2 separate regions of the Homo sapiens genome follow, and region 2 is linked to region 1. A link is a contact called in ENCODE Hi-C or POLR2A ChIA-PET data. All regions are on one chromosome and are shown on one strand. Each heading gives the region's core, a stretch centred on a gene start or an enhancer-like site at or near the end of the contact. The rest is flanking DNA. Distances are from core to core; before and after follow the strand shown.

Evidence for each region. Hi-C counts contacts between places; a loop is a spot of excess contacts on that map. ChIA-PET counts read pairs that join two places held with the same protein, here RNA polymerase II (POLR2A). Pooled maps may share reads with other maps.
Region 2: a map of CD8-positive, alpha-beta T cell shows a loop between it and region 1 (2.0-fold over the local background). The contact joins two enhancer-like sites. A Hi-C loop is called at or near these places in 1 of 168 maps with a recorded cell type or tissue (CD8-positive, alpha-beta T cell), 1 of 37 single-sample maps with no recorded cell type and 5 of 50 pooled maps. POLR2A ChIA-PET finds 5 or more read pairs at or near these places in 16 of 52 experiments (CD4-positive, alpha-beta T cell, CD4-positive, alpha-beta memory T cell, GM10248 and 10 more).

The regions. Positions count from the first base shown.
Region 1 is chr9:92,984,355-92,988,423 of GRCh38, reverse strand. All of the region lies in intron 3 of FGD3 (FYVE, RhoGEF and PH domain containing 3), which reads right to left. Among named protein-coding and RNA genes, the nearest start is that of FGD3, 39 kb to the right of the region's middle. RefSeq lists an enhancer at 1-490. Within about 2 kb of position 2,068, at least 4 of the 41 ENCODE cell types and tissues checked have a DNase peak (open chromatin) inside an H3K27ac peak, as active enhancers do; they include CD4-positive, alpha-beta T cell and CD8-positive, alpha-beta T cell, where a contact is called at or near this core.
Region 2 is chr9:93,026,819-93,030,887 of GRCh38, reverse strand. FGD3 (FYVE, RhoGEF and PH domain containing 3) reads right to left here. Exons shown (of 18, transcript NM_001083536.2): 15 at 892-1,014. Among named protein-coding and RNA genes, the nearest start is that of SUSD3, 30 kb to the left of the region's middle. RefSeq lists enhancers at 862-1,361, 1,362-1,863. Within about 2 kb of position 2,352, at least 9 of the 41 ENCODE cell types and tissues checked have a DNase peak (open chromatin) inside an H3K27ac peak, as active enhancers do; they include CD4-positive, alpha-beta T cell and CD8-positive, alpha-beta T cell, where a contact is called at or near this core.

The DNA of each region.
Region 1 (4,069 bases), core at 819-3,318:
GAGAATCTCCAGCCTGCCCCACAAGCATTTATGCCAGATGTTTTTGTGTAGGTAAGGGAACCTGTGCAGGGTCTTGCCTGGGCATGCCCACAATGGACTGGAGGCCCACAGGTACTGGGGAAATGGGGTGGAGCTACCAGGAATGGTGGTAGCTTGGAGCCTTATGCAGGGTGGAGCCTTATGCAGGGGAGAAGCCTGGCCTCTTCAACTAGTGTGTGGTGGCCTGGTATTCAATCTGTGAGGTGGGAGCCTGTTGGCAGGACCCCTCTTTCTTTGCTGAGAGCTTTCTTTTTGTCTAATAAATCCGCCCTCCTCACCCTTCAATGTGTCCTTGTGCCTAATTTTTCCTGGTAATGAGACAAGAACCCGGATTTTAGCTGAACTAAGGAGCAAAAAATCCTGCATTGGTCAGGTGGTTGCTAAACAGCCTCTTTAAAATAATAACTGGTTGCAGCCAGCACCAGGGAAATGCAGTCTCCCAATAGATAGAAAAACCTGAAACAGATAATCAGCTTCCTGATAAGATCTCAAGAGTTGGATAAATGGACTCATGCATGCGCGCTAAGGGGCGAAATGGTGAAGTGTAATTGGTATATGACCGTCTAGGAACACTTGACAGGTACAGGAAGAATGGCTCAAGTGAGCATGCTCACAACTCCAGTAAACACACTACACATACGGCCCCTCCCAAGTGCTGGTGGGCCACTGGGCATGCAGACAGCCCACCACACGAAAGAATCAGGGGCGAAGGGATGTAACTCCCTGGAAGCATGCCAGTGCAGAATACCCCAAGTCAAAGGATAAACGGAGCACATGAATCTCTCAAGTCAGAGAGGAGGGACCTTGGAGTCTGCACTGAGTAGAACTGAGGCACCCATGGCCCTCCTAGACAGGAGGCTCATGAGAGTGGTAGGGCTAAAACCTAACACCATGCAATGTCTGTTGTTTCCTCTGCTTTTTCTTTTTTTTCTTTCTTTCTTTTTTTTTTTTTTGAGACAGAGTCTCGCTCTGTCGTCCAGGCTGGAGTGCAGTGGCACTATCTCGGCTCTCTGCAAGCTCCGCCTCCTGGGTTCACACCATTCTTCTGCCTCAGCCTCCCAAGTAGCTGGGATTACAGGCACCCACCACCACACTTAGCTATTTTTTTGTATTTTTAGTAGAGATGGGGTTTTACCGTGTTAGCCAGGATGGTCTCGATCTCCTGACCTCATGATCTGCCCACCTCAGCCTCCCAAAGTGCTGGCATTACAGGCGTGAGCCACTGCACACAGCCTCCTCTGCTTTTTCAACTAAAATTGGTTGTTTTCCAAAAACCCATACTGCCTATTCTCCTGTTTTCTCTGTGTGTGTTCTGAAATGGCTTGTGCACTCACTGGACTGTCTACCTCGGAGGCAAGTCTGCCTCTTTGTTTTCACTTTGTATGTCACTTGACTTCTTAAACACACACTCCCTGTTATTCATGCACTCATGGCTCTTGCTGAATTTGTGTGGCAGCAAAGACACAGGCTCCCTTGGGGATACGCCATGAGATTTATACTTGTTTTTACCCTACCAGCTCGGATGACCTCTAACCCTTCCCCTGACTACTGGCACATGGCCAGGACAGACACTAATTGGAACCCTGGCTCTGCCAGCTCCTTCTGACTTACCATGTGCTTTTCATTCCTGTTATGCCCCAGGGCCAAGTTTTCCAGTGGCTTTTGAAGCAGTTTGTCTGCGGGCACAGGGCCTCACTCTGTGGTCCTTTAAGGACCCTGCCTACTTGCTTTTTTGAGTTAGTACCTTTTTGGGATAAGGGAACATTCTTCCTTTGCCATTGCAAGTTCTTACCCCAAGCCCCAAGTCCTCCAGAGGTTCTTCTTTTATGTCAAGAGGGAAAATAAACATCGCCCTCTCAAATGGAAGGGCTGCTATTTTTGTAAGCATATAAAGGCTTTCCATGAATATTCCTCTCACCTCCTCCCACTTCCTCCTGTAGCCTCCATTTCTCTAATCACTTCCACACCCCTCTCAACATGCATCAAGACCTTCAAGGTCATATTCAAAGGCAGGGGAGTCAGCCCCCTTGTGGCAGTTAGCTGAAAAACAGGCTTCTCATCTACTTAAAGAACATGAGAGATGGGACTCTGAGAAAAGAGATCATCATTTTGTTGCTCAGAATGCTCCGAGCAAGTCACTATAAGGTCATGGAGATAAGGATATAGGCTGGCTGAAGTCCATAGGCACAAGAGACCCATAGGACAGAGATAAAGGCTGATAGATTATCATTAAAACAGAGATGAAGGCAAGGTTAAGGGTACATGGTAAGACTGGTTCATTCCAGAACCCCAAGGATGAGCAGGGGGCCCACTGTTCACTCTGGTATTTCCTCTGTTGTCAAGTGGGTAATTGTGATGAAATGGGACCAAGGTTAAGGGTACACAGTAAGACTGGTTCATTCTGGAACCCTAAGGATGAATGGGGGATGCCCTATTCAAGATAATAGGAAAGTAAGAAGGGACACATTTTACCTTTTTCCTTTTTTTCTCCACTGTTCTTTCTTCACAGATGGGTAATCACATCTCCATACCACAGGACACACCCCTCAGATGTATTCCCAAAAAGTGGGAAAAGTTTGATCCCCTAAACCTTAAAACAGAAAAATGGGCCAGGTGCGGTGGTTCATGCTTGTAATCCTAGCACTTTGGGAGGTTGAGGTGGGTGGATCACCTGAGGTGAGGAGTTTGAGACCAGCCTGACCAACATGGTGAAACCCCATCTCTACTAAATACAAAAAATTAGCCAGGAATGATGGCTGACACCCGTAATCCCAGATACTTGGGAGGCTGAGGCAGGAGAATCACTTGAACTCGGGAGGCAGAGGTTACAGTGAGCTAAGATTGTGCCACTGCACTCCAGCCTGGGCAACAAGAGCAAAACTCTGTCAAAAAACAAACAAATAAACAAACAAACAAAAATAGAAAAACTAGGTTTTCTTTGTAATACTGTTTTTCCTCAAAATTAACTGGGAAGAAATAACAAAAGTCAGCCTCAGAACCCAGTGCCTCTATGCAGGAAATCCTCAAAGTCACCTCCTCAGTCTTTTATAACTGGGAGTAGAATCAGGAGGACAGGGCTAAGGAAAAAGAGAAGTGCAGGGACCAGAGGCAGGCTTAACTACTGGCTGCTCTGCAAGCCCACCAGCCTCCTCCAGGTTTCCCTAAGGACACTCCTCCAGGTAACTGCCATTGGCGTGGGAAGCCAGGCCACTGGAAGGCAAACTGCCCCAGTGGGACAAACGGGAGGAAACCTCACATGGTTTCCCCTCTCTGCCAAAAGCTTGGCCACTGGAAACGGGACTGCTTTGAAGGCTGAAGGGCCCCCAGGACAGAATCCCAACCCCTGATGGCCTTGAGCTGGAGAGCTCTCTGCTCTAGCTGGCTTCCAAATCAGACATTGGCACTAGCAGGACAAAGCCAAGGGTGACTCTGGAGGCAGCAAATAAAATTATAAATTTCCCTTTGGGTTCAAGAGCTGCCTACTCTGTGCTAATCTCCTCTGAGCAATTCTTCTCCAAATGCAGTCAGGTAATGTGGGCAAATAGCACTCCCTCCCTCCAAAAAAAAAAAAAAGAAAAAAAAGATTCACACCCCTTTACATTATTTAAGAGACCAATTACCACTTTCCCACCAGTCCCTGGTAGTGTCTAAATACCCTACACCTCTTTGGGGCAAAAATATACTTTCCTAGATGGGTGTTTGCTTAATATTTACCTGACCTCTGAATTCATCTTTATCTCTAAGAGCTCTATTTCTCCTGGGAAAGCCACCTAAATCTTTAACCAATAACTTTAACCTGGACAGGCTAACCTCAGGGATTTAGAAATAGCCCACACTTATTTGGACAAACCCTAGCAAAAATCTAACCAAGGCATCTCTCAAGGGGGGATAACTTCTACAGTATGTAGATAACCTCTTTGTCTGCTCCCCCTTCACAGGACCCATACAGCAACATGTAGTATAAACCATAACTTCCTAACAGAAGGAAAATTAATTTGTCTAATTCAAAAGTTATAAAGGTAAAGGTATT
Region 2 (4,069 bases), core at 1,103-3,602, 42 kb before region 1:
ATCTAACTACCCACCTATCCATCCATCCCCTCATCCATCCATCCACGCATCCATCTACCTATTGATACACCCACCTCTCCAACCACTCATCCATTCATCCATCCTTCTACCCACCCACCCATCCATCATCCATCCTTCCAAGGACTCATCTACTTATTCCCCCCCCCCTGCTGCCCCCCCGCCATGTGGCAAAGGTATGACAAGCAACATCAACCGCTTCAGGCACAGGTTGCTGGTGCCCTTTGGAAAAACACCTCCAAAGCATTCTGTGCTGAGATCCAGTTGCTAACACAGATTCAACTTTAATCTCTTAACCTAAAGATACTTAAATGATCAGTTCCTTCCTCAGGGATACTTTTACATTCAACATTAAGCATTGAATTTTCTCCATTCTCAGGAGAAAGGGCTTTGGAGTGAGGGGAATGGAGATGGTGTGCAGCTGGGGCGCCAGTCGGAGGCATTGCCTCATCACATGGGCCCACCAGGCCTTCAGCACCACTGGAGCGCTGGGGCAAAGGCCAGCAGTAGGAGCTTCCAGCACAGCCACACCCTTCACCCGTCTCCAATACACCTTGCAAGGAATGAGGACTATCATCTCCTTGTTCTCAAGGTCACCCAGCTAGGGGTTCTCTGGTTCCAAATCCAGCACTTTTTCAACCACAAGTAGTGTTTGTTGAACACCAGAGCTGACCAGAGAAAAGTGATTTGATTCTACTTCGGACAGGACAGTTTTGCACTCAAGGGTATCTATATCCATGAGCCAGGATCAGGAAGCCCTTCCGTGCAGGGCTGGTGTGCATGGCTGGTGTGCTGCTGGTGAGGACTCAGCTGCTCTGTCAGAGCAGAGGACAGGGTGGCCTCCTGTCCCTGTCCCCCTCTCCCGGGACTCACCGCCCCACACAGCTTGCAGTGATGCCTCCTCTTGGTGATGGAGTTGAAGGTCTCACCACAGCTCTTACAGCTCTGCTTCTCCTTGTCACGTCTGGTCTTAGAGGATAGTTTTCTGGGCTCGAGCTATAAGGAGGCAAATAGATGCCATCAGCTTCTGAATCATGTGTGCACCCTACCCCACACGGCAGTGGAGTGGCAGCTCTCGTGACTGTAAAAGCCACACAGGCTCAAGGCAAAAAGTGGAACATGCAGAAGGGAATGAAGTGAAGAGCCAAGTCAGCCACGTCTCTCTTCCCTCCCTCACCTCCCAGCGGCTGCCTGTGCCCATGGCACCGAGTAAAGATTTTAAGTGGATCAAGATCTTCATGTTTGGAACAACTTGGCCAATGACTTTATCTGGTGCATCTGAGAAACTATTGAAAGGAGCCACAGCTGGAGGAACACAGCACTTACTAGGGTGGGCAGTGGGCAGCACAGCCATGGCCTGCAGCCCTGGGGACGGGGGCATCCCTGTCTGCAACTGGAGCCGTGTGGCCATGCGCCTGCTCTATACTGGGCACCGCGGGCCACACCCTCCAGGCACGCCACATGGATGAATATAGGTGTGCACCCACATGCCTGAGTGTGCAGACAAGCATGGCAACATTTTAGGGGGAGGCTGGACGCAGTGGCTCATGCCTGTAATCCCAGCACTTTGGGAGGCTGAGGTGGGCAGATCACTTGAGGTCAGGAGTTTGAGACCAGCCTGGCCAACATGGTGAAACTCCACCTCTACTAAAAAATATACAAAAAATAGCCGGGCATGGTAGTGGTAGTGGGTGCCTGTAATCCCAGCTACTCGGGAGGCTGAGGCAGGAGAATTGCTTCAACCCAGGAGGCGGAGGTTGGTTGCAGTGATGCAGTGAACTGAGATCCCGCCATTGCACCCCAGCCTGGGCTATAGAGCGAGATTCTGTCTCAAAAAAAAAAAAAAAAAAAAAAAAAAAAAAAAAAAAAAAAAACTGTGAGGACATGTGAGGAAGCCATGAAGAGCTGAGGCCAGGGTCAGGGGCTGTACCCTCCTCTGTCTCCTGTGCCTGAACTGCCTACAGAGGAGGGTGGTGTGGAGGCTGGAGCAGGTGTAGCCTGGGGCTGCCCAGTCCAGCCTTGGTTTCCCTGTCTGATTATGAACAGTGCCAGGTGGAGAGACCCCAGTCTCCTGCCTCCTGTCAGCCCTGCAACCCTGGATGACTCACCTCTCCTTTCTGAGCCTCAGTTTCCTCACCTGTAAAATGGGATGGGTGACTGGTCCCTGGGTCGTAAGCCTCATCACAGTACATAAAACCCCGACTGCGTTTGGCAAGTTGCTAATTACCGTTTCCTGTTACAATAGCCTGCAACCCCTGGAAAGGCCCCATCATTTGATGAAATAACTTCCTGGGCTTTTGAAGCTTGGTCCACACCCAGCATTTCCTCTCTGGGGAGGAGGTGCCTCCCTTGAGACACTTTGTTATGGGTGCCGAAACCACTGTTAAGAAGACTTTAGGAAAAGGCAAAGATATGTATCGAGTTCCCCAGGATGTCAGAGCTGGAACTGCCACTAGAAATGTTTATCTCAACCTCTCCAGTCAGGGAAACTGAAGCCTGCAGGTGTTTTTCTTTCTTTTTTTTTTTTTTTCCTGTTTAAAAGAAAACTACCTAAAATAAGCTTACCATTACTGTAGCTGAGCAGAATAAAAAGAGGTCTGGGATATGCTTTAAAATATTACAGAAAATTGGGGTGTGTGTGTGTGTGTGTGCGTGTGTGTGTGTGTGTGTGTCGGGGCTAGGGGCTGAGGGGCCATAAGAACAGCACCAGGCTGAGGTTTCTGGAGCTGGGGAGGGATACTCATTGCGGTTATCCCCACTTGTATGGGTCCAAAACTGCCTTAGGAAAATGCTAAACAACATACGCTTAAAAAAAGTTTAACATAAACTCTTCAGGTTTAAGGAGAAGGAGGCCCAGGCGCAGTGGCTCGCACATGTAATTCCAGCACTTTGGGAGGCTGAGGCGGGAGGGTTGCTTGAGGCCAGAAGTTCGAGACCAATCTGGGCGACATAGTGAGACCCCGTCTCAACAAAAATCCAAAAAATTAGCTGATGTGGTGGCACGTGCCTGTAGTCCCAGATATTTGGGGGGCTTAGGTAGGAGGATCGCTTGAGCCTGGGAGGTCAAGGCTACAGTGAGTTGTGATCACACCATTGCACTCCAGCCTGGAGAGCACAGCAAGATCCCAACTCAAAAAAAAAAAAAAAAAAAAAAGAAAGAAAGAAAAAGATGAACTGAACTGGTTGGGGGTGAAGAAGCAAGAAAGGGGTGGCTCAGATTGGGCATAAGCATTGGAGGCTGTGATGGGCTGAACTATGTCCCCCCAAATTCGTATGTTGAAAATATAATTCCCAGTAACTCTGAATGTGACTATATTTGGAGACAGGGCCTTTAAAGAGACATTAAGTTAAAATGAGGTCTCAGGTTGGGCCCTGATTCAATCTTACTGGTGTCTTTATAAGAAGAGATGAGGACACAGAGACACAGAGGGAAGACCATGTGTGGAAACAAGGAGGAAACTGACATCTCCAAGCCAAGGTGAGGCCTCAGGATAAACCAACCCTACCCACACCTTGATCTCAGACTTCAGCCTCAGGTAGTATTTTGTTCTGGCAGCCCCAACAAACTGACACCAGTGCCTCTGTGCAAATTCTGGCCGGGCACTTCCAGCTGTGTGGCCTGGTTTGTGGTCCCCGTTCATTGGCCCACCTGCAGGTCCCCCCAGCACCTGTCCTGCTTGGCACAGGAGCCCAAGGGCAGGGCTGGCTTGAGGGTGACAGGGACTCTCACTCGCTGTGCTGCAGCCCCCGGCACCTCTGTTGAATGGGCCTTGCTCCAAAGACACAGGTGAGGCGGCCTGGGCTCCCTCTGCAGTTTCTCTCACACCCAAGACCACAGTGGGGGCTCCAAGCACACTAGGTGGGGAATGGGCATCACTGACCTGGCGGCAAAAACCTCTTCTCCAGGTGGGCACCCAGAGAGGCTGGGAAGTGGGAGTGATTAGTGGAAGGGCAGCCCCGATGTGCACCTCAGCCCAGAACTGCCTGCTCTTGACCCCGGAAGGGGGACCCTGGCCACGGCACCCAGGGGCAGCACTGCATGGTAGCTGAG